2 separate regions of the Homo sapiens genome follow, and region 2 is linked to region 1. A link is a loop called in an ENCODE intact Hi-C map of the cell type or tissue named here. Cell type or tissue: endothelial cell of umbilical vein. All regions are shown on one strand. Each heading gives the region's core, and the rest is flanking DNA. Links, peaks and the distances in the headings are about the cores only. Region 1 overlaps LOC105377989 (a long non-coding RNA gene). Region 2 has its middle 310 kb from the start of RSPO3.

Evidence for each region. Hi-C counts contacts between places; a loop is a spot of excess contacts. Peaks named below come from ENCODE experiments on the same cell type or tissue, not always from the same donor. Only the 100,000 strongest peaks of a DNase experiment are listed, where the experiment ranks them.
Region 2: a loop joins it to region 1, with 7 times the contacts of the local background. A loop is called at or near these places in 1 of 110 quality-filtered maps.

What each region holds. Positions count from the first base shown.
Region 1 is chr6:126,883,067-126,898,799 of GRCh38, forward strand. LOC105377989 (a long non-coding RNA gene) reads right to left here. Exons shown (of 14, transcript XR_002956387.2): 10 at 11,216-11,319; 11 at 5,150-5,272. Among named protein-coding and RNA genes, the nearest start is that of RSPO3, 230 kb to the right of the region's middle. In endothelial cell of umbilical vein, for the core only: no CTCF peak of the experiment used is centred there; a DNase peak (open chromatin) is centred at 6,065; H3K27ac peaks cover 3,113 bases.
Region 2 is chr6:126,802,463-126,818,195 of GRCh38, forward strand. No RefSeq gene overlaps it. Among named protein-coding and RNA genes, the nearest start is that of RSPO3, 310 kb to the right of the region's middle. In endothelial cell of umbilical vein, for the core only: no CTCF peak of the experiment used is centred there; DNase peaks (open chromatin) are centred at 9,069, 9,739 and 10,419; H3K27ac peaks cover 1,398 bases.

The sequences.
Region 1 (15,733 bases), core at 2,831-10,830:
TTCATCCATGTCCCTGAAAAGGACATTAACTCATTATTTTTTATGGCTGCATAGTATTCCATGGTATATATGTGTCACATTTTCTTTATCCAGTCCATCATTGATGGGCATTTGGATTGGTTCCAAGTCTTTGCTCTTGTGAATAGTGCTGCAATAAACATACGTGTGCATGTATCTTTATAGAATGATTTTTAATCCTTTGGGTATATACCCAGCAATGGGATTGCTGGGTCAAATGATATTTCTAGTTCTAGATCCTTGAGGAATCACCACACTGTTTTCCACATTGGTTGAACTAATTTACACTCCCTCCAACAGTGTAAAAGCATTCCTATTTCTCCAAATCTCCAGCATCTGTTGTTTCCTGACTTTTTAATGATCACCATTTTAACTGGTGTAAGAAGGTATCTCATTGTGGTTTTGATTTGCATTTCTCTAACGACCAGTGATGATGAGCTTTTTTACATATGCTTGTTGGCCACATAAATGTCTTCTTTTGAGAAGTGTCTGTTCATATCCTTTACCCACTTTTTGATGGGATTCTTTGTTTTTTTCTTGTAAATTTGTTTAAGTTCCTTATAGATTCTGGATATTAGCCCTTTGTCAGATGGCTAGATTGCAAAAATTTTCTCCCATTCTGTAGGTTGCCTATTCACTCTGATGATAGTTTCTTTGGTTGTGCAGAAGCTCTTTAGTTTAATTAGATCCCATTTGTCAATCTTGGCTTTGTTGCCCTTGCTTTTGGCGTTTTAGCCATGAAGTCTTTGCCCATGCCTATGTCCTGAATGGTATTGCCTAGGTTTTCTTCTAGGGGTTTTATAGTTTTAGGTCTTACGTTTAAATCTTTAGTCCATCTTGAGTTAATTTTTGTATAAGGTGTAAGGAAGGGGTCCAGTTTCAGTTTTCTGCAAATGGCTAGACCGTTTTCTCAATACCGTTTATTAAATAAGGAATCCTTTCCCCATTGCTTGTTTTTGTCAGATTTGCCAAAGATCAGATGGTTGTAGATGTGTGGTGTTATTTCTGAGGCCTCTGTTTTGTTCCATTAGTCTATATATCTGTGTTGGTATCAGTAGCCTTGCAGTTCGAAGTCAGGTAGCGTGATGCCTCCAGTTTTGTTCTTTTTGCTTAGGATTGTCTTGGCTATACGGGCTCTTTTTTTGGTAGAATGTTACAGCTTGTTTGGATAAAATTACAAATTATGAGGATACTACATCCAACTCCAAATACATTTCTCCTCCATAGATTCCTTAATTTAGTAAGAACATTACTGTTACCAGGATGATCTGTTCCATCAAAATTTATATCTGTATTATCATCACAAAAACAGATACTTTAATTTCAGGGTTGTACTTTTAATGTTGACAATGATCTCAAGATATTTCACCTTTGAGAATGAATTCCAAAAGCTTTACTTTGATTACAGAAACCACATGGGGAAAAAAACGTATATTGGAATTAATGATTTTCAATTTGAAGCATCTGCTAATACAAAATGGACATCCTTTGAGCTTGAGAAGTTCTGCTACTAATGGAGCCACATTTTCTGCTATTGCTTCCTGCTTCATGCATACACAAAAACTTGAAAGTGAAAATGAGCAAAATTAACTTAAACTAACAACCAATTGATAGAAATAAAAACTCATGCTTTAAAGAGTGATATATAGGCACACCTTCTGTGGTCACATATGTAAAATTCTCCTTTTGAGCATAGTCTTCCCAAAATAATAACTTTGAAGGCTGATGCTTCTGACTTCCCAGAAGATTTTTTGTCTGCTAGTTGTCAGCTGGTGTGTGAAATCATTATGGCTTTTATGATGTATGAAGATCCTACTTTTAATTTTTTTTTTTTTTTTTGAGACAGAGTTTTGCTCTTGTTGCCCAGGCTGGAGTGCAATGGCGCGATCTCCACTCACCGCAACATCCGCCTCCCAGGTTCAAGCAATTCTCCTGCTTCGGCCTCCCAAGTAGCTGGGACCACAGGCATGCACCACCACGCCCAGTCAATTTTGTATTTTTAGTAGAGACAGGGTTTCTCCATGTTGGTCAGGCTGGTCTTGAACTCCCGACCTCAGGTAATCCGCCCGCCTCAGCCTCCCAAAGTGCTGGGATTACAGGTGTGAGCCACTGCGCCTGGCTTTACTTTTAATTTTTAAATTAAACATGCACTTTCATTTTTTAGGTCATTGTTGCATGTATTGCAAAATTCAGAAAGTATTGCCAAATAATGTGATAGATAAATCACTACACACTTAAAATTGGTAGATGACAAAATCACTGTAACAAGAGCATTCAAACTACTTTGCTATACATTTTAAGACTGGACTGTTCAGTCTCTATCTTTTACACATATGTGATGATGTTTATCTAGCTATAATACTCTACGTTTCCTAGTGACTCTTCTAGGATCCTGGTGGTTTTGTGTAGCTTGCAGGCCCCACAGGCTGCAACAAAACTGGCTGTTACACTAAGGGGAGCAGCATCTAATACTTCTTCCATGATCTCCAAGACAAAAGGAATTTGTTGCTCATAACTGAGTGCCTTGTCCATTCTTGAATCTGGAAAGTTCTTTAAAAAATTAAAGGGAGAGAGATAGGCTACTGCTGATTATCTTTCCATGTATATATGTCTCATACCTACTACCAGGAAGAAAATGACAGAAGCTGGAAATAAAGTAGAGGTCTACCAAACTTATTCTGACTTATTTTTGTACAACTATTAATAATAATACTTGAATAAAAATTAAGAGACTTGGATATATACCAGCTGAACAGGATGCAAGGACAATAATGTAAACTAAGACTGTCCCACGCAAACTGGGATGGGTGATCACCCTTCATAGAAGCAAGCTTCTAATGGTATCAGATATTTAAGGACTATTTGCTAAGGGCCAGGCCTTATGGTATTTTGATGATAAAACAGTAATGAAAATAGAATCCCTATTTCTTTCAGTAGGCCCAGTTTGCAGAGTTCACCTTTGTAAAGAGTACAGTTTTCAAAGACCATTCTCACCATCAACTCTTTTGTTTCAAGAAGCACACTGTCCCCTCTAACACCACTGGCTTCAAGAACTTTCCCAACAATCATCCCAAAGGCAGCCAGCATAGCAGAGCATAATGTGCAGCATCTGTATTTATACTGCTTTGAGTATAGTACCCACTCCCAGCACTGACAGGATGGGCCATTGCTATAACCAGGCTTTCTCACTCAGCCTCTTCTCTTGGTGCAATTCAGCAGCTTCAAGAGCAGCCAAAGCCACAAGAATGTCAGGGTGATTATTGGCCAATGTCAAACTTACTTTAGAGCAGAGGCCCCTTAAGTTCAGGAGACAGATTTACCTTTCTTATAGGCTTAATAGAATTAAGCAAATCAGCACTTCCTGCTAAAGGCGGGCTGCACAACCACCATGCTACCAGTATCATTAAGGAACCACATGTGTTTAAAATAAAATTGTTTCGAACAGTGGGTCTCAAATACCTGCTATTCTGGCATACTTTTTGACTTTTAGATTGCTGTCAAGCTGTGATGACTTTAACCTTATTCTTTGAAACATTCTCCTTTCCCCTTTCTTTCTCTATTCATTTCTCAAATTAAATTTCTTCTAATGAAAAGAGAAATAGAATATACTCAAAATATACTTGAGGGTCAAGTTGGTGTCATTTTTTTCCTTTTCTTATAAGACATTTGCACTCCATTTCAACCAGTGGTCCCATTATTCCTCCTGTTTCCAAACAAGGAACACTGGCCTCCTCACTTTTCTCAGATCATGTCAGTTGCCAGTCTCTAGGCTTTGTCATATTTTTCTAAGATCTGACTCTTAAATTTCCTGCTTGCTCATCATTCCCATGCTATCTGTCCAGTCTGAGCCTTAATAACCTCTTCTCTGTGAGAATGAACCCAAATTTTCACCTTTACCACCCTGGTGTTACAAGCAGGAAAAGCCAGAATGGCTTGGTTTCTACCCCCACTCTGTTATCTAGTAGGTAAACTTTGATTATTTAACCTTTCTCTGCCTTAGTTTCTATCTGTAAACTGGGATGAATAATAGTACTTGTTCCATAGCAATGCTGTGAGGATTAAATGAGTTATATGTAAAGTACTTAGCTCTGAGGTACTTGGCTGTTATTTCACCCCTTATATCTCCAATCTGAGGTTCTGCAGGGGAACAAGTAGGGTAGGGACACCATCCACCAACAGTGAATGTAGGAAAGCTTTGGAAAGTGCTTAAGGCAACTTTCTTATCTTAACAAGGCCAAGATTGCTTGATATAGAATCAGAGTAGTGTTACAAGAAGGAATATGGAGTTCCTCAAATAGAAGAGAGGGTGGTCTTCAGAAGGAAATCAGTCCTCAGGGTTTGGAAATATATGTTTGATTTCAGATACTTCAAAAAGAACTGGACCTCAATCCAGAATGCAAACCTTGCACAAAAATCAGAACTTTTTCTCCATAATTTATTCAAGTAATTTAATTTAGCACACTGATCACTGTTCTTTTCTGAACATCATAAATGTTCAAAAAATTTTCTAAAAAGCTGTTACCAAATACACATCTATCAAGTTTTTTTTTCTTTTAATGGGTCACACATTTATAACAAATTTGATACTTTATACTTATTTTGTGAAACACACAGAGCCAAGTCTCGGTATATAATTATAATTAATACACTGACTTTTTTTTCTCACACATTTAATGGCCAGAACAGTTGATTGATTAATTCATTGATTGGTGTTATTAAATCAGAAAAAATTCTTTAGAAAAGTTGCATGACTTTTCAAACTAAATTCTCTAGTAGTAAATTTAGGATAATTATACCAGGTCTAATGTTAAACTCACAGAAAGATAATGTAGGCAAAAGTGCCTTGTATCATGTCTAAACGTGCAACATTATTAAATCACATAGCTGTGGTTTCAGTTTTGATGTGTTTGTGTGTACACAATTAAGGGAACTACTTCATGGAAATTCAAACTACAGTTGCTAGCTAATTGCTCTACACCAACCCTCCAAGTTATACTCTGTTGTCATCTTCCCAGCCCCCACACTAATGAGTAATAATAATTGCTACCAATTATTAAGCTTCTATGGATTTTTTGACATTCAATTAGGTGTTTTATACATAATATCTCTAGACTCATACCTTTGGACCTACCTTAGACACACATGGCACTTCTGGAGCACATAGTTAGGCTCTCTCTGTTCTCAGGTTTAGTTTGTCTTCATTAGTAACTCCTTTTGCTTCTCCATTATTCACAGCAAAGGTGTCTCAAGGGTCCTGACAGAGGATAGGCAGAAACACATCCCTGAAGAAACTTCAATCATTTTTTTACTCCATGTTACCAATGACCAAGCACAAATTCAAGCTATTGAGATGAGAGGCTGAGGACTGATAATCCTGTGTTCCCAGTCAAACTCAGCCCTACTATGGTTGTTCTTGAGCCTGCAGCCTCATCACCCAGACCTTCAGTGTGATCGTTTTATGGGCATCCCTCAGCTGGGTATTCCTCCAGGGAGCCCTCTCCATGCCTACCCACTTGACCTTCCACTTGACCTCCAACTGAACCAGTGCCTTGGTTCATTCATGCTCTCATCTGCCTTCCTTTCTGGGCTCTGGTCCTTCACCAGTAGTCATCATACCCCCTTCCTCATGTTGTATCTTCTACATCCTTATGGCACCCTGAGATGAATCATAGCATTTTTATCTCCCATCTGTTTCTTCTGCCAGGTAATTGGAAAGGGAAACTAGAGCTTTGAGAATAAAAGAGACCAGGGAAGGCACCAGGGTGGGTTTCTGTTTTGGTTTGCTGCATATTTTGGTATTTATTGTTTTCCTTTGCATATTTGTTCATCTATTCCTCTTGTCTTAAAAAAAAAAAAAAAAGGTGTTTCATCTCCTGCCACCAGAACTCACTAGTTCCTCATAGAAGATCCATATCTCCTTGAAATCATAACGTTTGGATCTTATTGAATAATAAGAAAACTATTTCCTTCCTAAATGTGAGCTACATTAAAATCCCTCTTCAATTAACTTCCATTACTGGGGAGGATCACTATTCCGGAACTGAATCATTTCTTCCTGTTTGTTTGCCCTTTTATTATATGGAAAATGAGAGAGTTCTGTTATAGAAAAATGTGTCTCTAATCCTCACATCAACATTCCAAATAAGGCACTGGGTCTTAACATATGAAGATCTGCTAAATTTATTCAAATTTTATACTAAATCATTGGCAGAAGTAGAAAGTTTGATGCAACGTTTATTAAACCAAGCTTTTGGACAGGAAATGGCATCAAAATATATTCAGAAGGAAATTTTAAAATATCTGAAATTCTGACAATATGCAGAGTACTACTAATACTGTTACTATTACAAGTAACTAACATCATAACTATCATGTGATATAAGCCTCCTCAAAGAGATATGTTGACCTCATTCGCCTAGAGTGATAAAGGAAATTCCTCTCACTCTCCTGATCCTGCCCAATCCTTTACTCTCTCATGGCCCACTACCCTATTGTTCTCTTATCTGTGCTTCATGAACTGGTCTGTCCTCCCTATTATCAGAAACCAATTTACAAAGAACAGTTCTCGTGAATGTCACCCTGCTAGGTAATCAAAGAGAATTATTACTACAGAAAATCATTAAGAAATGATGTTTAAAACTACAGAGAGCTAATTAGTTATATTTCTAAAAACAGAAAAGCTGACCCTGGGAATTTCATTGAGCTAACTTGGCCTGTCAGTGGTGGGGCTAGAGAAAGAAGTTGGAGTCCTTACTGATTATAATCTTTACCACGGTTCTTATACAAATGTCTAAACTTGGAGATAATCAAATGTTTATTGTTTTTGGTTTGCATCTGTCAAGATATTCTTTTATCTTTGGGGTCTAAACAAAAACAAAGTTACCAAAGTCATTTTAAGTGATTTTACTTCTTACTAAACATAAATTCTTCAGTGATTTTAAATGAAGTTAAATACTACAGATACGAGATCAGGCTATAAGACCGTTCTTGGCACTCGCTATGGATAATTGCACCCTATATTTTATTCATCAGTGTGGCTTTTATTAGGGAACATCACCATTCTGGGATGACACAGTTATGTTTAACTTTGCTTTATTTTTGAGCTACTGTCTGGTGATTCTGCTGCTGCCTGATGGAAAGGTCAGGGCCCTGCAAAAGCAGCTGGCACCTTGCCAGGTGGGCTCCTGGAGTAGCAGAACCTGGCCTGGCAGCAGCATGTCTTGACCCCAGCCCTGCAATGCAATGCCATGATTTCATATGATCCAAGATGTCCCCCAAATCAGGAGGAGTGTCTTTTGGTATGCATGACTATCACAAACATTTTAATGTGTATTTAACAACAGCCTATAACAGCAACAAAGATTCATGGAAAAGCCAAGTCAGTCTGATCCAGTAGTCTTTATTTCTTATTTAAATAGAAGTTCCTATCCATTTTGAAATCACTGCCCAGATTTTTTTTATCTTGAATATATATTATATTCTGGCTAGGCACAAAGTGTCTTTAAACATTTTATGGAACGTTTTGCCTAACTCCAGTAGAGTAAAGTAGAAGACAGCCAGTAGAGGTATTTTTTTCAATGCAGAAGTTTAATGAGTAGGTTCAAAGTATTCTGGAAGATATTGTTCGAAATCTTGTACTTAACTTCTGAATTTAAAGATCCTGAAGATAGGGCCGGACGTGTTGTCTTACATCTGTAATGTAATCCCAGCACTTTGGGAGGCCGAAGTGGGCAGATCACGAGGTCAGGAGATCAAGACCATCCTGTCTAACACAGTGAAACCCCATCTCTACCAAAAATACAAAAAATTAGCCAGCCGTGGGCACCTGTAGTCCCAGCTACTTAGGAGGCTAAGGCAGGAGGATGGCCTGAACCCAGGGAGGCAGAGCTTGCAGTGAGCCGAGATATCGCCACTGCACTCCAGCCTGGGCGACAGAGCGAGACTCCATCTCAAAAAAAAAAAAAAGATCCTGAAGATAAACAGAGATTGCTGATGAGAGTGAGGAGGTCTGAACATGGAGATCCAGGGCTACTTATCCTAAAGTGAGAGAAGCCAAATTCAAAAGGCAGGTAAATTAGTTATTCCTCTGTAGGAGGAGGGGAAAACTCTTAACAGAGAAAGGAGTGTTTAGAAACAAGCAGGATGAATGTTTTGGCAAAAGAATGAATGCTGATTTTTATTATGTGAAGGAACTTGTGAAAACACAATCAGTTTCAGAAAAGAACATGGAAGAGAAAATTAAGTTCATATGGAAGAAATTGAAAATAAAATTAGCTGAGTCATAGGTTGTGAAAGAGATTATCTACCTGCTCCTGATTCTCCTGCATTCACCACCCTAACAACGTATCTGTGAAAAATCTTTAAACATGCCAAATTTCAAAAGCACTCTAATTTAAACCTACTGATCAATCTTTTTAATTTTTGGATATTATAATCTGTAACTCCTGCAACATGGGCATCCATTAGCTGACTCAAGCTTAGACCTCAGAAACACAGCAAACTGGTGATGTGGTTAGGCTGTGTCCCCACCCAAATCTCATCTTGAATTGCAGTTCCCATAATCCCCATGTGTCATGGTAGAGACCCAGGGAGAGGTAGTTGAATCATGGGGTGGTTACCCCCATGCTATTCTCTGATAGTGAGTGATTTCTCATGAGATCTGATGGTTTTATAAGGGGCTTTTCTCCCTTTTGCTCGGAACTTCTCCTTTCTGCCATCATGTGAAGAAGAATGTGTTTGCTTCCCCTTCCACTATGATTATTAGTTTCCTGAGACATTCATGAGACATGTGGAACCGTGAGTCAATTAAACTTCTTTTCTTTAAAAATTACCCAGTCTCAGGTAGTTCTTTATAGCAACATTAGAACAGACTAACACAGTAAATTGGTACAAGGAGTGGGACACTACGATGATACCCAAAAATGTGGAATCAACTTTGGAACTGGGTAACAGGCAGAGGTTGGAACAGGTTGGAGGGCTCAAAAGAGGACAGGAAAATGTGGGAAAGTTTGGAACTTCCTAGAGACTTGGAGGGCTCAGAAGACAGGAAGATGTGGGAAAGTTTGGAACTTCCTAGAGACTTGTTGAATGGCTTTGACCAGAATGCTGGTAGTGATATTGACAATGAAGTCCAGGCTGAGGTGGTCTCAGACAGAGATGGGAAACTTTTTGGGAACTGAAGTAAAGGTCACTCTTCATATGCAAAGAGACTGGCAGCATTTGTCCCTGTCCCAGAGATCTGTGGAACTTTGAACTTAAGAGAGATGATTTAGTGTAAGTGGTAGAAAAAAATTCTAAGAGACAAAGTGTTCAAGAGGAAGCAGAGCATAAAAGTTTGGAAAATTTGCAGGCTGGCAATGCAATAGAAAAAGAAAATCCCATTTTCTGGGGGAAAAATTCAAGCTGGCTGTAGAAATTTGCATAAGTAATGAGAAGCCAAATATTAATCACCAAGACAATGGGGAATATGTCTCCAGGGCATGTCAGAGACCTTCCCAGCAGTCCCTCCCATCACTGGCCCTGAGGCCCAGAAGGGAAAAATGGCTTCAGAGGCCAGGCCCAGGGCCCCCTTTCTCTGTGCAGCCTCAGGACATGGTGCCCTGTATCCCAGCTGCTTCAGCTCCAGCTGTGGCTAAAAGGGACCAAGGTAGAGCTCAGGCCATTGCTTCAGAGGGTGTAAGCCCCAACCTTGGCAGCATCCACATGGTGTTGGGCCTGCAGGTGTGCAGAAGTCAAGAATTAAGGTTTGGGAACCTTTGCCTAGATTTCAGGAGATGTATCGAAATGCCTGGATGTCCAGCAGAAGTTTGCTGCAGGAGCAGAGCCCTCATGGAGAATCTCTGCTAGGGCAGTGTGGAAGGGAAATGTGAGGTTGGAGCCTCCACGCAGAGTCCCCATGGGCGCACTGCCTAGTGGAGCTGTGAGAAGAGGGCCACCGTCCGCCAGACCCCAGAATGGTAAATTTACCAACAGCTTATGCTGTGCACCTGGAAAAGCCACAGACACTCAATGCCAGCCCGTGAAAGCAGCCAGGAAGGGGACTGTACCTTGCAAAGCCACAGGGGCAGAGGTGCCCAAGGCTGTGGGAGCCCACCTCTTGCATCAGCATGACCTGGATGGGAGACATGGAGTGAAAGGAGATCTTTTTGGAACTTTTAAGGTTTAATGACTGCCCTATTGGATTTCGGACTTGCATGGGGCCTGGAGCCAATTCTTTTGGCCAATTTATCCCAATGGGCCATATTTGGAATGGGCATATTTACCCAATAGGTTTATTTACCCAGTGCCTTTGCCCCCATTGTATCCAGGAAGTAACTAACTTGCTTTTGATTTTATAGGCTCATAGGTGGAAGGGGCTTGCCTTTTCTCAGATAAGACTTTGGACTTGGACTTTTGAGTTAACGCTGGAATGAGTTAAGACTTTGGGGGACTATGGGAAGGGTGTAATTGTTTTGAAATGTGAGGGCATGAGATTTAGGAAGGACTACAGGTGGAATGATGTGGTTTAACTGTGTCCCCACCAAAATCTCATCTCGAATTGTAGTTCCTATAATCCCCACGTGTCACGGGAGGGACTCAGTGGGAGATAATTGAATCATGCGGGAGGTTACCCTCATGCTGTTCTTGTGATAATGAGTGATTTCTCATGAGATCTAATGGTTTCATAAGAGACTTTTCCCCTTTTTGCTTGGCACTTCTCCTTCCTGCTATTATGTGAAGAAGGATGTGTTTGGTTCCCCTTCTGCCATGATTGTAAGTTTCCTGAGGCCTCCTAAGCCATGTGGAACTGTGAGTTAAATAAACTTCTTTTCTTTAGAGATTACCAGTCTTAGGCAGTTTTTTAATAGCAGCATGAAAGTGGACAAATACACCTGGCTAGGCAGATGAAGAGTAAGATCAAGCATCCACTCTATTTCCTGGAATATCAGAGACTCAGGTGCTGGACCACTGGCCAGAAAGCCTGGAAGCTACTCTTCTCTTATGAGATGTCCATGGTGATTTATTTCTTCCTCACCCACACATCTATCCAAATGCTTTTAAACCTTCATACACTGACTTTATTATAACTTGAACTTCTACTCATCTTATATTGACCCGACTAAATTATCTCTCATTCACAAAGTGTTGTCTTTCATCAACTGCCTGACGAATGATGATTTTTGAGAATTACCAATAGTCTGGGAATTCTGCTGCTTACCTGGGAGAAAGGGGTCTCTGTCTAAGAAGCAGTGAACAATATTTGGATGGATCTGGAATTAGTATCACGCCCTTGCTAGGAAGAAGCAAATCTGTGGCTCTTTCCTGCAATCCCCCAAAAAAAAAAAAAGTTTTTTTAAGAAAATAGTTTCATTGATATGCAATTTATATACCACAATGTTCACCTATTTAAAATGTACAATTTAGTCAATGGTTTTAATATATCTACAGAGTTTTACAGAGGAAGGAATTCAAAGGCTTCAGGAAGAGTGGAGTTGTCATTTAAGACCTACTCACCCACACCAGGGGGTTCAGACAACATACTTTCCCCCAATACTTTGTGAAATGCATTTGTGAAGGGAGTCCTGGTATCCCTAGAGAGCTTGGTGATAGTGATTGTGCTTCCCTGTAGGCCAAACTTTAGAGAGTGAGAACCATATCCAGCCACTCAACTGGAAAATCTAAATGCAACAGGAGTAATTGGATCCTGGGGTGCCCAAGTGGCAGCACTCAACCACCAAGGACAAGGCGACCATAGTTACTCTAGTGCTCAGTAGAGTCACATCAGCAATCAGAAGACTGACGCACAGACCTATAGCACTGGCTAATTGAACAGTGTTCCTGGAAGTGAAACAGATAGGAAGCCTACTAAATTTTTACTTGGTCTGTATAAGCAGAAAAATTCTGGGTCAAGTGAACAAAAGTCTAACTTGAATAATAAAGACAGAGTTACTGACCTCAAGTTCTGGATTTGAGCCAGGTTGCAGACCCAGAATCCCTTGAATAAAGGGGAGGATAGGTCCACTCAAGAAAGGACCCTGGTATACTACCAAAATTGTTTATTGTTAGTCTTTCTCCCAGCCTTCCCCAAAGAGACCCATGGCCTTTTACCAAGTAACTATGCATTGAGAAAAAGGAAATAATCGGACCTTTCAGGGATTTTTGGTCACTGGCTCTAAACTTATACTGATTTCAGGAGACCCAAAACATTACAATGGCTCTCCAGTCAGAATAGGGCCTTATAAAGATCAGGTGATTATAATAGAGTTTTAGCTTAGGTCCATCTTAAATTAAAGTGCATCCCTGAGTGGTCACTAAGTGGGTCCCTGAACCCATCCTGTGATCATTTCCCCAGCTACCAACTGCATAATTGGAATAGACTTACTTAGCAGTTAGCAAAATCCCAAAATTCATTCCTTGATCTGTAAGATGATGCCTACTATTGTGGGAAAGGCCAAGAGGAAGCCATTAGAACTATCTGTACCTAGGAAAACAGTAAATCAAATGCAATACTGTACTCCTGGAGGGATTTCAGTGGTTGCTGCCGTCACCAAGGACTTGAAAAATGCAGGGGTGTGGATTCCCATCACATCCCCATTCAATTCTCCTATTTGTCACTGTTCAAAAGACAGATGGATCTTGGAGAATGACAGTGGATTATCATAAACTTAACCAAGTGGTGGCTCCAAATGCATCAGCTGTACCAGATATGGATTTATTGCTTGAGTAAATTAACACATAACCTGCTACCTGATATGTAGCTATTGATTTGGCAAATGCGTTTTTCTCCATCTCTGTTCACAAAACCTACTAGAAGTAATTTACTTTCAGCTGGAAAGGCAAGAAGCACTTCACTGTCCTACTTCGGGGGTCTATACAGCCCTCCAGCTCTATGGCATAATTAAGTTCACAAGGATCTTGATCATCTTTCCCTTCCATAAGATACCACACTGGTCCATTACATTGATGACATTATGTTAATCGGACCTAATGAGCTAGATGTAGCAGCTTCTCTACACTAACTGATAAGACATTTGCATGTCAGAGAATGGTAAATAAATTTAGAATCCTTCTACCTCGGTGAAATTTCTAGGGCCCCAGTTATGTGGAACATATTGAGATATTCCTTCTAAGATAAAATATAAATTGTTGCATCTGGTCCCTCTTACAACCAAGAATGAGGCACAACATCTACTGGGCCTATTGGGATTTTGAAGAAATCATATTTCTCAATTGGGTGTGTGACTTCAACCCATTTACTGAGTGACCTGAAAAGCTTTTAGTTTTGATTGGTGCTCAGAAAAAGAGAAAAGCTCTGCAACAAGTCCAGTCTGCTGTACATGTTGCTCTGCTACTTGAGCCATACAGTCCAGCAGATCCAGTGGTATTTGAAGTGTTAGTAGCAGATAAGTATGCAGTTTGGAGCCTCTGACAGGCTCTTTTAGGTGACCTGCAGCACAGGCCTTTAGAATTTTGTAGCAAGGTCCTACCATCATCCCCAAATAACTACTCTCATTTTGAGAGACAGCTCTTGGCCTGATAATGGACCTTGGTAGTAACTGAATTCCTGACCATGAGCCACCAAGTTACCATATGATCTGAGCTGCCCAACATGAGCCGGGTATTATCTGACCCACCAAGCCATAAAGCTGGGCATGTACAGCAACAGTCTATGTCAAATGGAAGAGGTATATATGTGATGGAGCCTGAATAGGCCCTGAAAGCACAAGTAAGTACATGAAGAAGTGGCTCAAATGCCCATGCTTCCTACTCCTGCTACACTGCCTTCTTTCTCCCAGCCTGCACCTGGGACCTCATGAGGAGTTTCCTACAATTCATTGATAAAGGAAGAGAAGACTCAGGCCTGGCTTATAAATGGTTCTGCGTGATATGCAGGCACCACTCAAAAGTGGACAACTATAGCACTACAGCTACTCTCTGAGACATCCCTGAAGGGCAGTGGTAAAGATTAATCTTCACAGTGGGAAGAATTCCAGGTAGTACACCTGGTTATACACTTTTATTGGAAGGGAAAATGATTATATGTGTTATTATACACTGACTCATAGGCTGTAGCTAATGGTTTAGTAGGAGCATCAGGGACTTGGAGGGAACATGATTAGAAAACTGGTAACAAATACATTTGGAGAAGAGGTATGTGGAAAACCCTCTTTTAAATGGGAAAAAATCATACAGACATTTGTGTCCTTGTGAATACTCACCAAAGGATGATATTAGAAGAGGAATATTTTAATAACCAAGTGTCTGGGATTACTCATTCCATGGATACCAGTAAGCTTCCTTCCCCACTCACCCCTGTCATTGCCCAGTGGACTCATGAGCAAAGTGGCCCTGATGGCAGGAAGGATGTTATGCATGGGCTCAGCAACATGGACTTCTATTCAGCAAGGCCAACCTGGCTGTAGCCACTGATTAGTGCCCAATATGCCAGTAGCAGAGACCAACACTGAACCCCTGATAAGGCACCATTCCTCAAAGTAATCAGCCAGTTATCTGGTGGCAGGCTTATTACATTTGACCACTTTAATCATAGAAAGGGAAGCAAATTATCCTTACTGAAATAGGCACTTACTTTGTATATGTATTTGCTTTCCCTACTTGAAATGCTTCTGCTAAAAATACAATCCATGAATTTACAGAATGAATGATGCACTGTAATAGTATTCCATACAGCATTGCTTCTGATCAAGGAACTCACTTCACAGCAAAAGAGATAAAGCAATAAGCCCATGCCCATGGAATTCATTGGTCTTACCATGTTCCCCACCATCATGAAGTGGCTGGCTTGATAGAGCGACAGAATGACCTTTTGAAGACACAGTTACAGAGTCAGCTATGTGGTAATGCCTTGCAGGGTGGGGCTAGGTTTTCCAGAAGGCTGTATATGTTGAGTCAGCATCTAATATACGATGCTGTTTCTCTGATAGCTGGGATTTATAGATCCAGGAATCAAGGTGGGAAAATGGGAATGAGACCACTCGCTCTTACCCCTAGTGACCCACTAGCAACATTTCTGCTCCACGTTTTTGTGACTTTATGCTCTGCTGGCCTAGAAGTTTTAGTTCCAGAGGGAGAACTACTCCCACCAGGAAACACAACAATAATCCATTGAACTGTACATGAAGACTTCCACCTGGTCACTTTGGGCTCCTTACGCCTCTGAGTCAACAGGCAAAGAAGAGATTTATGGTATTGGCTGGGGTGATTGATCTGGATTATGAAAGAGTACTTGGACTACTTCTATACAATGGAGGTAAGGAAGAGTATGTCTGAAATACAGGAGATCCCTTAGGGCAGTGGTCCCCAACTCTTTTGGCATCAGGGAGTGGTTTTGTAGAAGACAATTTTTCCATGGATGGGTATGGGGATGGTTTCAGAATGAAATTGTTCCACCCCAGATCATCAGGCATTTGTTAGATTCTCATAAGAAGCATGCAACCTAGATCCCTCACATGTGCATTTCACAATATAGTACATGCTTCTATGAAAATTTAATGCCACTGCTGATCTGACAGAAGGCAAGCTCAGGTAACAATGCTCACTCACCCACTACTCACGTTCTGTTGTGTGGCCTGGGTTCCTAACAGGCCACAGACTGGTATGGGTCCAGGGCCTGGGAGTTGAGGACCCCTGCCTTAGGGTGTCTCTTAGTATTACCATGTCCTGTGATTACAGTCAATGGAAAACTATAACAACATAACAACTGGCCCAGACTCTT
Region 2 (15,733 bases), core at 4,977-12,976, 78 kb before region 1:
TTCCTATAATGAATCTGACCAAAACATTCATTAATCATCTGCTTGAACTTCTTATGGGACCACACAGAACATTTCTCCTGATATCTTACCTATAATTTGTCCTCCCGCCATTCTCCAAGGTAATCTACTAATCTGATTTCTCCTAGACCTATTTCTATTTTTGCTTCTACCTTTTTCCTAAGTTCTTTCCTTTGCTAGAGTGACTTTTTCTTCCCAGTTTGTTATCTGCTATACTGACACTATGCAGGGAAACAGGGTCATGCAAAGCAGCAAAATAAAGATTCTAAGATAGGAATCATGTATGGACACAACCTGGGTGATTGGAGAGATGCCAAAAACTGGGCTATGTTGCTGAGACAAAGCTGGGAGAACCCCAGTGCGGACTCAAACCCAGTGAGGAGTCCAGAACTGGAAGATATACAGGTATCAGGATCCTAGATAAAGGTAAGGCAGGAAGTCAAATCAACAGCCACGAGATGTCATACCAAAGCAGCATAGAGACTCGAGTGATGACTGCCTCAGAAAGGAAATCTTGTTGCATATGAGCCAGTCTCAGGCTATGGCCCTACAAGGGTCTGCCAATGTGCATAAATGAGCCACGTTACAGAGCTGGCAAATTGCTTAACGGGACTTAAAATGGTAATGTGGTTCTGTATCCTTGTTCCATACTGCCCTACTTACAAGTATTCCCAACTCATCTAAATGCATAAAACCCACAATCCTGTTTTCACTCAACACCCTGCCAGTAACTGTTGCCTTCCTATCTAAATATGATGGAAATGTGTTATATATTTAAGCTTGTATTATCATTTTCAATATTTCTATATTTCCTGTAGACTTTTCTCTAGTGGGGAAAATATTTTTTTAAAAAGAACTCTTTCGAAACGAATTTTATAGCATGTAGACCAGAGATGGCCAAATAGGTTATATACGCAGAACCACCTCTGGGGATCTCACCTCTGGCAGCCATTATTTTAATCAGGGCACAATTTCCTGCTGAGTCCAGGCTTTACCTCAACCTTCTCAACACAGCTCTCCAGGAAGCAACAACCAATTTGACTATACTGGGAGTGGGGTTGACACATTTACCTTCCTGACCCATCCTTGGCAACAGCTGGGGAAATGAAATGTTCTTGATGGTGATGTTGGCCTAAAGGTTTGGGAGGAAATTGCCCTACTTCTTTACTGAAAGTATAGCCAGATTAACTGCAGAAAGCAAAAATATCATTATAGACATTTTTAGCTTGGCTTTGAAAATGGGCACCATTGCTTCTCTGTAACAGGTACAAAGAACTCAGGTGTGAATGTTTCCAATGAATTGAAGTCTTAGCAAGAAAGTTTCTCGCTCTTTCTCTCTCCCTGTCTAAGTGGGGAAGTATTTAATCCTCTTTGCAAACACAGTCCCAGCTTTCAACCTCACAGGACTGCCTACTGTGTTGAATTACATTCAAAGGTTTATCTGCCATAGACCACTGACCCTAGGGACCGGGCTAAGACTATTCATATTGTCTAGAACTATAGGTCAGATTGAAACCTGCATCTCTGGCAAAAAGCCAACACTTCATTCACCACATCACTCAACTTTTCTCCTCATGTTATGTAATTACAACACAAGTGTCCAGCCTGACATTTCAGTATGAATATTAGTGGGCATAAAAATTCAATCCAGGCATACGACAGACAAAACACTACCAATTTTTACTTTTTAAAATGCAGGGACTGGCATAAAGGAGAGAATAGACCATTACAATTTAGTATACTGACTTAGTAGAGTTAAGTCACTGTAAACCATCAGGAATGGAACACCTGAGCGAGTAAATTTGGAGAGCATGTATGCATATGTGTGCAACTATTATTTGTGTGTGTTAGCAGTGGCTTACAGAGGTTAGTATAGGGGCAGATGGAGGAGGTCCATTCGGTTACAGGGTTTCACATGAATGCCTCATTATTTTGCTACCATATTTTCCTGTAGGTGGCAGCACTAACAAGGCTGGGGTCAGAGAAGAAAGGTTTAGCTTCAGATTCTGAAGAGAAATTTTTAGTAACAAGAGTACAAGAAGAAATTAAAACTTGTGCTTTCCTTTTTAATTAACTATAGATGCTGAAAGTCTTTCAGTAGCCAACATGTTATTCAAATGAACACACACACAGCCATCTCATTTAAAGAAAACAGACCAACACTGGCTAACTTGGCATCATCAGTCGCACTGGAGAGACTTAGAATGTTTCATGTTCTGTGTGTGGGAGAGAACGAACACAGTTTGTTCGGCTTGAAGTATCATTTCTCATAGATAAACATAGAGGAGAAATTTATCCCAGAACTTTTATTTCAGAGAACACTAAAAAAAGTTAGTTATGGCAAAGTTAGTAGCTGGAGTTAGAATCTCAGACCCAGTTTCTGAGGAATCAGCATAATTTCATATGTTATTATTACCTTATTATTCAGTAATTAATAGATTACTAAAATGGTAATGAACATAACAAAATAAAAATTTCAGCCAATAACAAATAAATACCCAGATTTTATAATGAATTTAGTAGATATTTTCAGTTGACATTTTTAAAAAAAGAATACTAAAAGTGTATTGCGAATTTGAGTTTACAAAATTTAATTATTACTAATCATAAAATTATAAATATATGCTCCTAGCTGTGAAATTGATTTAATATTTTACAATCTATTCTCCTGTGCAATCTCTAATTTTAAAAGTCTGTTTTAGGGTTTGTTAGATTTCCTCACATAGACAGTAAGCTCCTGAATAACCACATAAGTTCATCTTGCACAGCAGCAGCGCTATCAGCTTTTGAACACTCACTATGTAAAATTCACTTTATCCTAATCCTCCCAACAAATGGAAGGGATGGTACTGCTTTCTTCATCTTTCACACTGAAAAAGCTAAAGACTAGGAAAGTTAAGCAACTAGTCCAACTGCATATAAAAACTAAGGTGTGAATTCTGGTGTTTAGAGGCAATACTCATTTTACTTACTCTCATTCCCCTGCTTATTGGTAGTTCCCACTGCCAAAGTAAATTACACATAGTAGGTGCTGAACCAAGCTGATGGATTCTATTATTTTAGGATGCCATTACCCTAAATGATTCTGGTTAATTCAGCAGTTGTCCATTATCTATGCTCAAATTAATGATGTAGTTTTCTATTTATAGGGATGGGGGAAGTAACTACTTCCTTGTCAAATTACCAAAGCACTAATAATATTTTTTTTTAATTGAAAAGAGGCCTTCTAAAAGGAAGGTATAAAATCTGCCATCATCTGCATTGAAAGGTTAAAAAAAATTCCTTTGCAAAATTTATACTCGTATTTTTATTATTAAATTGGTATTGCTTTACTTAATTTGGGGGTCTTTTTTTTCATCTTGTAAATGGGAGTTCTGTATTGCTCAGGATTGTTCAGAGGAATTTGCTTTTCATGTTAGCAGACTAATCACTCTCTGTCCTCCATCAAATAAAGAAATTCCTTGGATTTCCACATGTCACTCTTTCTAGAACAACAACAACAATAAAAACCAGACTATATACTACATATGAGCTATGTTGATATGTATTCAATCTGTAAGAATTTTAGTCTGAATACCCTCAAAGAAAAGCATTTTTGTGGTATTTCTTCTGGAAATCCCTCAAGAACAAGCAATGTGGTAATATTTCTCGTTGAAATACTGCATTTTTCTTCCAGTGGTGGCAGAAGGAAAACATAAGAAAATTTGCTTTCCTAAAAGGCATCTTTTCTCTCTCACAGTGTTTCTGAGGGAAAGCAGTGGAACCTGCTGGTGATAATGCCTATGAAGGGGACTTTGCACTCACAAGCGCTTTTGACCCGTGAGTAATTAACGTACCTTACAAATATTCATCTTCCCAACACCTTTATGGGGTAGGTAAGTTATATACTCAAGGTCTAGTATTCACTGCAATTTTGTGACATTGAGAACAGCTACAGAGCTGTCCACTGTTAAATAAGTCCTGCGCCACAGAAGAAAGTTTATTTTTATTGTTCAGCCAGATGGGGAGCTAACCTACTCTATGGCAAGTGCAGTGAACTATGTGAATTGATTTACACCTCAAAACACCCTTGCAAAAATTTATTGTTATCTCCATCTTACACAGGGGTCAAAAAGTTCAATATACTCAAATTCAGATGCTTCTTTGAGAGAAAGCTGTATGTCTCCCTGTATGCCTGTATGTATGTATGGCTCTGAAAATTGTGTGTTTCCATAATATCACACTATCTCTTTGACTGTACATTGTCCTGTATTGAAACCAGAGAGCTTCTCTAACACATCTTGGACATCCTTGTGCTGGTGCTCCTCACTACTGCTTTCTGCTACTTGGCCAGACTAGGGCATCTCTCTCATCTGTTCTGTTAGGCAAGATGATTTAAATTATTCAGAACAAGAGTAGGAAGGCAACTTTATTATTCTGTGCACACTTTTATGAAATGTATCCCATTTTAGGGTTGAAATTCAATGTATCCCACTACAATTCTTTTCATGGATTATGAGTACTTTAAAACAAAGAACAATATCTTAATTGATTCAAACCTGCAAAATTTAACACCATGTCTGGCACATACCGGGTAGTCAGAAGAGATCTGAAAAGCTAACAAAATCAAGTCTTTTTACTATTTGATATCCTGACTTCATTTACTTTTTACCTACACAATGACATTTCCAAGATTATTTAAGGTAGGCAAATTTTGGAATTTTTACAATAATTATAAAGCCACTTTTCAACATAGTCTTTTGTAATATTGGTAAATACTACCAATACTTTGCTATCACTTGTAATATAAAAGAGTAATACACTCTATTTCATGAAAGCATCATGGACCGTAAAGAAAACGAAACAGAAATAAAAGATGAATGATAAAAGTGTCTCAATCCATTGCTATACCATAGATCTTTAATATAATTATGAAATATTTCAGTGATTGATTCTATTGCTGTATCATAGATCTTTAATTATGAAATATTTCAGTGATTATAAAAATGCTGCTGGCTACATTATATTGCTTTTCCTAAACATAGTATAAATTACAGACATATAACTTCTGTTTGAAAATATAAGCGATAGAGGAAAATATGAACTATTTAAGATGGCCTGAAGGCTCTCCATAGCCTCCCATTCCCTCCTTTTTTCAGGCTTATTTCTTACCACGCTCCTCTACTCACTCAACCAGCTCTTTTCCAAACACATTGGCCTCTTATTTGAACAGACCTCAGGACCTCTGCATGTTCTCATGCCTCTTGCTGGAATTCCCCTTTTCCTCATGTCCTGTTTTCCCCATGGCTCCCTCCCTCACTTTGTTCTTCTCTCTGCTCAAATGTTCCCTCTTCCACCACCCAGGTCCACTTCTTCCTCCATTCCTCTGCACATGTGCTCAATCTCTACCCTTTGGGATGCTTTACCTTTTTTTCATTGCATTTATCATCACCTGTCATTATTCTGAATATTTATAAAGGTATCCTTGTCACTTCCTAGTACAATAAAAAGTCTATGAAGGCAGAGACTTTTGTCTATCTTGTTCATCTCCTCATCCCAGTGCCTAGAGCACATGGCAAGCGCTCATGAATGAAATAATAAATGAGTTGTTGCATGACTTCACAGCATAAGGAAGTTATTAAAGGCACATGATATTTCATGATACTCTGTTTTCATAATGATACTTGATTTTTTTTCAAGACATCACAATCCCTATGTCCTAAAAACAGTGCTTTTGAAAATGCATCCTAGTGTATTGTTCCTATGAATATACTTTATCATAAGTAAGTTTTTTATGTGTGTTTGTTTTCTTCATAGATAATATCCACAATGATGTGCTAAGCAGAAGCAAAAAGCTAAGACATTTCTTTGATTTCCTAATTTGCTAAATATTACTACAAATACAATTTGTGGTACTCAGTATTTTGGGGATTAGAGACTCCAACAAGTTACTACCTAAAAGGCTGCATCATAGTAATTCAATGTTATACATTTGCTCAAATGAATACTGTTTTTAGCTTGTCTATTTTATTCCTGGAGCTAGCTAACTGATAATGTGTCTCTATTTTATAGAGTATTGACTCAGAACAAATAGGAAAAAATTGTTTATACAAAGTTATATTATTAGGTGGGTTGCATTAGAAATGTGAATTCCAGCAGTGTTTTCCACCACATTTTTTTCTCCACATTTAATGGAGGAAACAAAAATGCTTCCAAGGCCAATCCCGAAGGTCCTCATAGAAAAAAAAAAAAAAGCGTGGCTAAACTGGTCTCAGGAGGAGGACCAGCAATAGCATTAGTTTTACCGCACTGCCTGTCAGTCTTTTATGAAGAAAAGCTTTCCTCCAAGGGGAAAATCCCTTCCCTGACAGCCACCCCCCACCCCCCTCCAGGACATAAGAAAGGTGTCATATGACATTCAATAAGACTGAGTATTCTATACAAGATTGAAAAATAAATTTCTATTTTAGTTGCTTTTGATCTTTTTTAAAAATCAGAACACTGTGTGGGAATGGAACTTTCTAACAAAGATGTTTGTGTATCTTTATTTTGAATGTCATAAAATAATATAATTTTGGAGTTTTTAATAAGGCTTACTGGAGTCAACCTTCTCACTACAGATGAGTAGTTCAGTGATTTGCAACTTACTATATTTGGAAATAAAGACAATGTTGAGATTCTGTCACTTCTCTTTACTCCACAATTAACAACCAACCCGAACTAAAACGGAAACTTTACGAAGAAGTTATCTGACAAAAATGCTGCTTCTTTCCAATGCTAAAATTCTGAAAACATTTAAATTACCCACAATATGATAAGTAAAGGGACATTTAATGGGTATTTGAGCTTATAATTGGTTAAGGGTTGGACTTGAAAATATATTTATTGGCACTACAAAATAAACTCTCTGTATACCATTTTCCTGATTAAAGTTTTAACACACTTAACTCAGTAGTTATTGAATGATGGGGGGATCAGTGTTTCTCTAATATGAAAGGTGACCACTTTAATTTTTAAGAGATAACATCTTGTTCAGTATATATTCTCCAAAAAATAATCCGTTTATGCAATATTATCTATTTGACAAATTTAGCCTTAAAAAATGCCTCATTTATTCAACTCTGGGATATCATGAAGACAACTAAGGTTTGACACAACAGCCTAATTTCTACATTCTCATTTTCCAAATTTTGATTGACAAGCTGAAGGGCACTGCATGTAAAGGAAAAGTTTTAAAGAAACAGAACCAGTTGCAGTTATGCCCAGGGAAACTATTGCCACTACTCTATAATCAAACCCTGTGCTAAGATTGCTTGAGAAGTTGTGAGGGACTTTAGTGAAAAAGCAGCTGCTAGCCCCATGATCTTTATTTTGTTACTGAGATACATTGTCATATAGAGGACAATATGAATGAATTAGTAAATGTTTATAGATTATAGAATATGCTGGGGAAGGAAGAGAAACTCCTATGTCTTATTTTCCTGATACATCCGCTAACTTTACACAGAGTCCCTGAATCATAGCAGATACAAATGTGCAGCCTTCCTGCAGGGGTCCTCATCCTTATTTTTGCTGTGTAGGCACTGACAATCTAATAACTACCATAACTTCAACGTAGTGACTACAACAAGAGATATTTCAAGACATAAGCAACAAAAATAATATGCTATAAAGTATCTGTGATACATCATATTTGTAATTCAAGAAAACAGTAAATTTCAGTTACAGGACAATAACAACAAAAACGTATTTTTGTTCCCATCATGGATCTCCTGAATTCTATGCACAGATGAAGAGGGTTCTGTGGACCTGATATTTAAAACATCAGATTAGAGAGCAAACAAAAAACTACTTACTATAATCATCAGAGAAATGCAAATCAAAACCACAAGAGATACCACTTCAGCTAGAATGGTTATTATAAAAGAGATAAAAGAAAACAAGTTTTGGCAAGAATGTGGAGAAAAGGGAACCTTTGTACACTGTTGGTGGAATTTTAAATTAGTACAGCCATTATGAAAGTAAATTGGTATATAGAAGAGACCTCTCCTGTCATGTGGATTACAGCACTATTCACTGTAGCCAAGATATGGAGTCAACCTAAGTGTCAAACAATAGATGAATGGATAAAGAAAATGTGATATATCTACACAATGGAATAGTATTTAGCCATAAAAATGAGTGACGTCCTGTCATTTGTGACAACATGGATGAACCTAGGGACATCATGTTAAGTGAAATAAGACAGGCACAGAAACAAATATGCCATGTTCTCACTCCTATGTGGAATCTTAAAGCAAAGAAGTTGACATCAAAGAAGCAGAAGCAGAGAGAGTAGAACAGTGGTTACTAGAGACTGGGGAGGGGTAGGGCAGGAGAAAGATGGGGAGAGTTGGCTTATGAGGACAAAGTTACAGTTAGATAGGAAGAGTAAGTCCTGGTAATCTGTTGCAGAGTATATTGACAATGGTTAACAGTAAAAGATGGTATATTAAAAATAGCTAGAAGGGAGGCTTTGAATATTCTCATCACAAAGAAATCTAAATGCATGAGATGATGGATACACTAACCTCACAACACATGTATGTATGGAAATGTCAAATTGTACCCCAGAAATAGATACAATCATGTGCCCAGTTAAAATAATGAATCATTTTTAAGTTAGACCACTTAAACAAACCAAAAAAAACCCTCTATTTACTACAAAATAAAATTTAAACTTGTCAATATGAGATTTGTTTACTCCTCCCTAAAAGATAGTCTAATTTATATGTAATGTAATAAGGTTTAATTAATCCATAGAATAATGTTTGATAGGAGGAAAAGGGGTCAATGTTTGAACATACATGTGCTTGCTTTACCTTCTTCATGCCTTTAGTCTTTCTGAAAAACATAAAAAGCAGATGCCTGATTAAGGCAGTAAAATATCTTCATGATAAAAAAATGGACAGAGAGCTCCTGGATCAGTATTTGACTCATTTACTTATTTCCTCCGAGTTCAGTAGTTTCATGTTTATATATTCAGGCTTCCTTTGGCCCAGCCGTTTCTTTGCTTTGGCTTTGTTTTACCTAGGCAACTGTCCAGATGATGTTAGCCAAAATCCACTTTGGACATTTTCTGGAGTTTAGAGAGCCATGTGTGAGGCTTGTACTTTATTCATTAAACTTTTATGTTAAGTTATAATTTACACTAAACTTCATTTACAAACAGACGTTTTAACAAAAGAAACTTGATGACTGAGATGTTTAGCCCTCAAATTATTTTTTCTTTGTGTTGTTGTTATTGCTGAGGCTGAAATTAACTTACATGTTCATTGTTTAATTAAAATTTAAAAACACTGAAATACATTAGTGATTAAACTGTGCACCATCGTATGAAGGGATAATATATTTTGGCAAGCATAGATTTTTGCCTCAAAATTAACTGAATTGATAATAATTATAAAGCTATACTAAGTTGAATAAGGCAAAAATGGAGAAAGAAACAGTATTGATACCTATTCGTGATTTCTTATGTATCAGATTTTGTATGTGTTATCTCATTCAATCTTTACAGTAAATGTAAGAGGAAGGCATTATTATAATATTATTACTGGAACCAAGATTAAGTAATTTCCCAAGGTCACCACTAATTGACATATGTGGAATTCATGCCCGGGTATTTCTGTCTCCTTATGAACAACATAACCCTGGATGTGTAGCTAAGAAAAAAAAAAAAACAAAAACCTAGCCATTATGGACACAATTTCCAAGACATCTCATAACAGGTTGATCTCAAGCCAGTAAATATAAACACACCGCAGCCTAGAGTTCACTTTTCCCCCTTCTGATTTTCTCAAGGAGCTAGTTTCTTTTGGGCATCACATTTTTTACACAAAACTGAGTTATCAGTTTTTAAGGCATAAAATTGACACATAAATGAGATGATTCACACGACAGTTGAATCTCCTGTAAAGCTATTTTTAGTTTCATTTTTAGCTTAAGAAATAAGGAATTTCTTTTTCAAGTTACATTTTTTTTTAACCTAAAAAGATTTTTTCCTTAACAGATTCAACAACTTATGGACTTACACTCCCAAATGTCTTCATTTTTTAAAAATTTATTTGTATTATTTTGTTCTTATAGTCAAATAGATAATAATACCATGATTTCTTCTGGGGGGAATAGAGTAGGTGGAGTAGTGGGCAGCCCACAATAGAGAACAATAGTTTGTCTTTGTATAAAGGTAAAAGTGTGAATCTTGTGTCATGTTCATAGTCTCTCTCTCTCTCTCACACACACACACTCTCACTCTCTTTCTCTCTCTCTCCTCTCTCTCTCTCTCTTTCTCTCAGACTGCCATGCACTTGGGGTCATTAAAAGAGCAGCTAACCATTTGACACAGTGTTTGGATTCTCACCCCTACACCACAGACCCTCATTACCAAACTGTTAATCACTGCCAAAAGAGCAAGTCCCCTGGCAGCCCTCAAGCCCCCATCCCCCAAAGCAGATCTTTCCACACTTGGTATCAAATTGCATTGTAGTTACAACACTGGGACTGAGTCCTTTAATTGTACATTAGCAACAAGGAAGTTCTTTTCTAGCTCGGATTTAAGTGTTTCTTCGACTATCTAGTGCATGTTTGTACATCAGTAAGAAGTATAGAGGTTAAAATTTGTTCTCACAAACACCATTCCTCAAACATACACATTATACACAAAGCACCTGAAGCCCAGCTCTGAGTCCAAATTCCATTTCTAAGATGTTCAACCTGCTATTTGGAAGTTTTGTGTATTTTTTATTATATTGGAAATTGCCCCATCTATTATTTGGCTATAAGGTTAGTGACACAACTAGCTACTCAAGAGAAAAATTTGTTTCATCAACAATCATTTTGTTTATTTGATATCAAATAGCTGAACAGGAGGATGTTTTCCACTGATGGTTTCAGTGGGCTTGTTGAAATGAAGTGGAGTGTTGATAGTGTGGAAACTGAGCCAAGAAGTGAGGAGATAGAATTTGATTTAATATAATGACCCACAGGGCTAATTTCAGTGTTTCTGGCATATCTTTGTTTTTTAAAAGCAATTTTCATATTCTAGCACCTAAAGCTTCATTAAAAATACAGTCTTTCTCATGGCAATGTGAAGACTAAAGGCGATTATGTAAATATGCCACTTTGTCCTGTGTTCATTTATTAGATTGGTTAAATGAAGAGTTCCTGCCTTACCCATGTTTAGTTCATTTCCTTTATTTTTATTCCATCATATCAAAGGCATTTCAAGTGACATGTAATTGATTACCTTAAACTAGCTAATGTTTATCAAACCACCTAGAACCTATATTCAGATGTGTGGAGCAATAATAATATGTAAATAAAAATAAAAGTCATGTCTGGTGATGATCAGTGTGTGATTGGTGGTTGTGCATCTGTTGATATTGCAGTCCTCTCGCCAGTGGTGGAATATGGTACTTATCAAAATGCTGTCAGTTGTAAGTGACAGATTCCCAAGTCAGATTAGCTTTGACTGAAAGGGAATATACTGTTTCATGTAACTAGGAAGTCAAAGTAGAATTTGCTGCCTGCAGGCATTGTGGGAACCAGGAGCTCAAATGTGGCCACAAGGGTTTTTTCCCTTTCTCTATCTCCCTGCTCTCCGTGCTTTGCCTGGCTTCACTCTGGGGGCTGGAATCTCCACATAGAAGATGAAAAGGACCCTGGCAGAGCCAGACCTTTATTTTTCTAGGAAGAGCAGTTCTTTCTTCCAGTGACTATGTATTAATCCCTGTAAAGGACTTGGCTTCTCTCTGTTTGAACTATATTCCTTCATTGAAACTATGATTTTGTCTGAAATAATGTAGAACAATAACTGGCCTAGCCTCAATGATATCCTCTCCCCTATGACTGTTGGCAGGTTTCAATGATTATAGCCCAACCAGAACTCTGTCAGCTGCAGGAGAGATGATTTCTCCAAGGCTGTGATACAGTCAGCATAATTGACATACACTCCCCTTCTACCTACCCCACTCCAGTTGCAACAACAGAAAGATTAGCAGTTGAGTTGATATACACTAAGTATAAAGTCTAGAAATTCAGAAATCTATCATTATTTCACTCCCTCTACAAATCTAAATTCTTCAACACAAAGGCATGGTTTGGACCAAGCCAGTTTCCTTAGCATTCCTCAAACTCATCATCCTTATCCTATCCTGTATTTTGCATTTCTCTTTCATCTCCCACTCTCATAGGATTTGCTTTGCTTTCCTTTCATCTATTATTCAAACTACATGTATTTTTCAGAAAACAATTCAAACCTTCGTCTAAGCAAAATTTCTGCATAACTAATTACAAACATGCTTAAATATTTCTTCTCTTATTTCTTATAGCATTGTATTAACCATTTGTTTTATATGGCTTTTATTTCCAACAATATTAAACTTGCTGTCTAAGCTTTACAGTTTTGATTTCCTCAGCATGACAGTATGGCTGCCCATGGGCGCTGGGAGAATATGTCTCTTTGTTTACACCTTGCAAGGGAGACAGAAGGAGAGAGTAAGAGAGAGAGAGAGAGAGAGAGAGAGAGAGAGAGAGAATATGAATCTTCTCTTCAGAGAAGATCTGAGCAAACCTCTCTTCTAGTTGCATTAGCCCAAAGAGTCTAGGCTGACCCAACCAAGCTCCAGTCCCTGGACAGAGGAGAGTAGTATTTGATAGCCATCAATTGATAGATGAATTACCTGAGGCTAAATAAAATCAGTAACAAGATTACTATTATACCAAATATGGAACTAAATCTGCATTAAAGAGTCAAATATAAAGACAAGTTGAATAAATCATACTGGAACTGAAGAATGTAATTGACTGCAATGGAATTCAGTGAGGGATAATTAATATTTAGCCCCTGTTCAATTAGAATTAAATAAATATTATGCAACTGACATGGATTTAGTTGTATTCACAATGATTTTAATACTATCTTAAAGAGTTTATCTGATTAATTCTTGTATTATTAAGCTTAGTATAAATTTTCTAAAGGAAATGCTGTTCTATTTTTTAAAAATGATACCATTAAGTAATCTGAAGAAGATTATAGTAAAAAAAACCCAAAAAACCTCCTTATTCCACTGAGGCAGTTTAACGTAATGAATCATCAGTTTCAAAAATTATAAAGAATTTGATTTAACCATGCTCAAAACATTTTTTTAATATCTTAATTATCAAGAGGTTAAGGGTGTCAGAGGGAACAGTATATGACTTATTGCATATTCATTTCCCATAATACCTGAACATGTATTATGTTCTAGACCATGTAACAGCATAAAACACCTAGAAAGGCAAAGATTTGAAATGTATTCATGGGTCTTGACATAGATGCATTATGTGTAACACCAAGATAAAACACTCTTTCTATTTGCCCTTCCTTGTAGAAGGCCTGTTGGAGCATGAGGGTCACTTACAAAAAGTATTTCCTTTATTTTGTCAGAAAACCTCTTGGGAGATGATTTGTGTGGGCCTGGTTACAATCAAGAACTTTTATTATAGTGAAATTAAAGACAATTAAGCCAGGATAAAGATATTAATCTTGGACAGCAATACTATTATTATATCTCAGTGAGTTTATAACCAATGTTAACACATTGGGAATTAGGTTTTATTCTTTAATTTTCTTTTTCTTTCTTTCTTTCTCTTTCTTTCTTTCCTTCCTTCCTTCCTCTTTCTTTCCTTCCATCCTTCCTTCCTTCCCCTTCTTCCTTCCTTCCTTCTTTCCCCTTCCTTCCTTTTCTTTTTCTTTCTCTTTCTTTCTTTCCTTCCTTCTCTTTCTTTCCTTCCACCCTTCCTTTCTTCCTTCCCCTTCTTCCTTCCTTCTTTCTTTCTCTTTCCTTCCATCCTTCCTTCCTTCTTTCCCCTTTCTTCCTTCCTTCTCTTTCTTTCTCTTTCCTTCCTTCCTTCTTTCTTTCTTTCCTTCCTTCCATCCTTCCTTCCTTCCCCCTCTTCCTTCCTTCTTTCTCCTTCCTTCCTTCCTTCTTTTTCTTTCCTTCCATCCTTCCTTCCTTCTCCTTCGTCCTTCCTTCTTTCCCCTTCCTTCCTTTCCTTTCTTTTTTCTTTTCTTTTCTTTCCTTTCTTTCTTTCTTTCTTTCTTTCTTTCTTTCTTTCTTTCTTTCTCTTTCTTTCTTTCCTTTCTTTCTTTCTTTCTTTCTTTCTTTCTTTCTTTCTTTCTTTCTTTCTTCTCTTCGCTTTCTTTCTTTCTTCTCTTTCTTTCTTTCTCTCTTTTTTTTCCAAGACAGGTTCTCACTCTGTCACCCTGTCTGGAGTGCAATAGCGCAATCGCAGCTCACTATAGCCTCTCACCTCAGCCTCCAGAGTAGCTGGGACTACAAGCATGTGCTACCATGCCCACATAATTTTATTTTATATTTTTAGAGAAGGGGTTTGCTATGCTTCTCAGGCTGATTTCAAATTCCTGGTCTCCAGGAATCATCAAGCCTCGGCCTCGTGAGTATCTGGGATTACAGGATAAGCCGCTGTACCTGGCTATCCTTTAATTTTCAAGTCTCTGCCGCCAAATGTATTTGCCCAGAGACCTGTATATGTATGTGTGTGTGTGCATGCATTTGTGTGTGTCTAGTATTATTCATATCAAGGAGAAACTCCACAAAAAATAACTGCTTAAGTTGATAAAGTTTTAATTCTTATTTTTTTCAGTATTTATGAGGAACCCAACATAAGGCAATCTTTTTCATGATACTATTTTCCAGAAACTTTATTGAACAGTGGCTAATGGATCATTATTATTATTTTAATGTATAGACACTTACTATTTGGTGGAGAAAGCTCAGCTTACTCTCCAAGATTCTTTGGGAATTTTTCCCCCCTGGGCCTCACACTTTCCTGGACACAAAGACTGAAGCTAATTAGAAAGTAGCAGATTAGAACAACATTGAGAGATTGTCCAAGTTGATAGAATTATTTTTCTTCTTATCTGGTAAATGAGAGCAATTCTAAAAGCATACTGAAATAATTTTAATACATAAAAAATTTAAATATACAAAATATTTTTAAGCACTGAGAAATCTCTTTATCCATTTATAAGAATTTAAGATCATCAGATTTTCAAATGTAAAACATGTTTAGACAAGAGTAGATGTTACTAATAGGTAAGAGAAACTTACATGATGATTAATATCTATGTTCTAAATCATGCCTCAAACATGGTTTTATCCTAAATTTCTAACTTAAGAAAAGGATTAGAGTCAGAAGAGTACGATCTATTCTACATTCATTCACCATGACATCCGACCAATACTTTTCTATGCCATACTATGACACACATTTTCCAAAAGAAGCAAGGATGTGAAATTTAATACATAAGTATCAACCCAGTATTTTGGTCTCATATTAGATACATAGTTAAGAAACTTGAAATGTTTATCTGAATTAGGCAACTAAGGACATCATTGTCTTTTCCTGTGTACTATGCAAAAAGTGAAATAATAGCATAGTGTTACATATGAGATAATCCAACTCTCAGTAAAAAGTCTGGGAGTTTGAATGTTGAATATTACATAAACAATACACTCCATATATATGGATTAAAATGCTAAATTATTTGAAATTTATTTGGAAAATTACAGCTCAACTCATGTTATCTCTAAAGATGACATCAACTAGCTTCAGAATAAATAAAATAAAAGATATTGAGTTAAAGTTTAAATTTTTAAGATAAGCTGTATTTATATTTGTATATAAATTACAA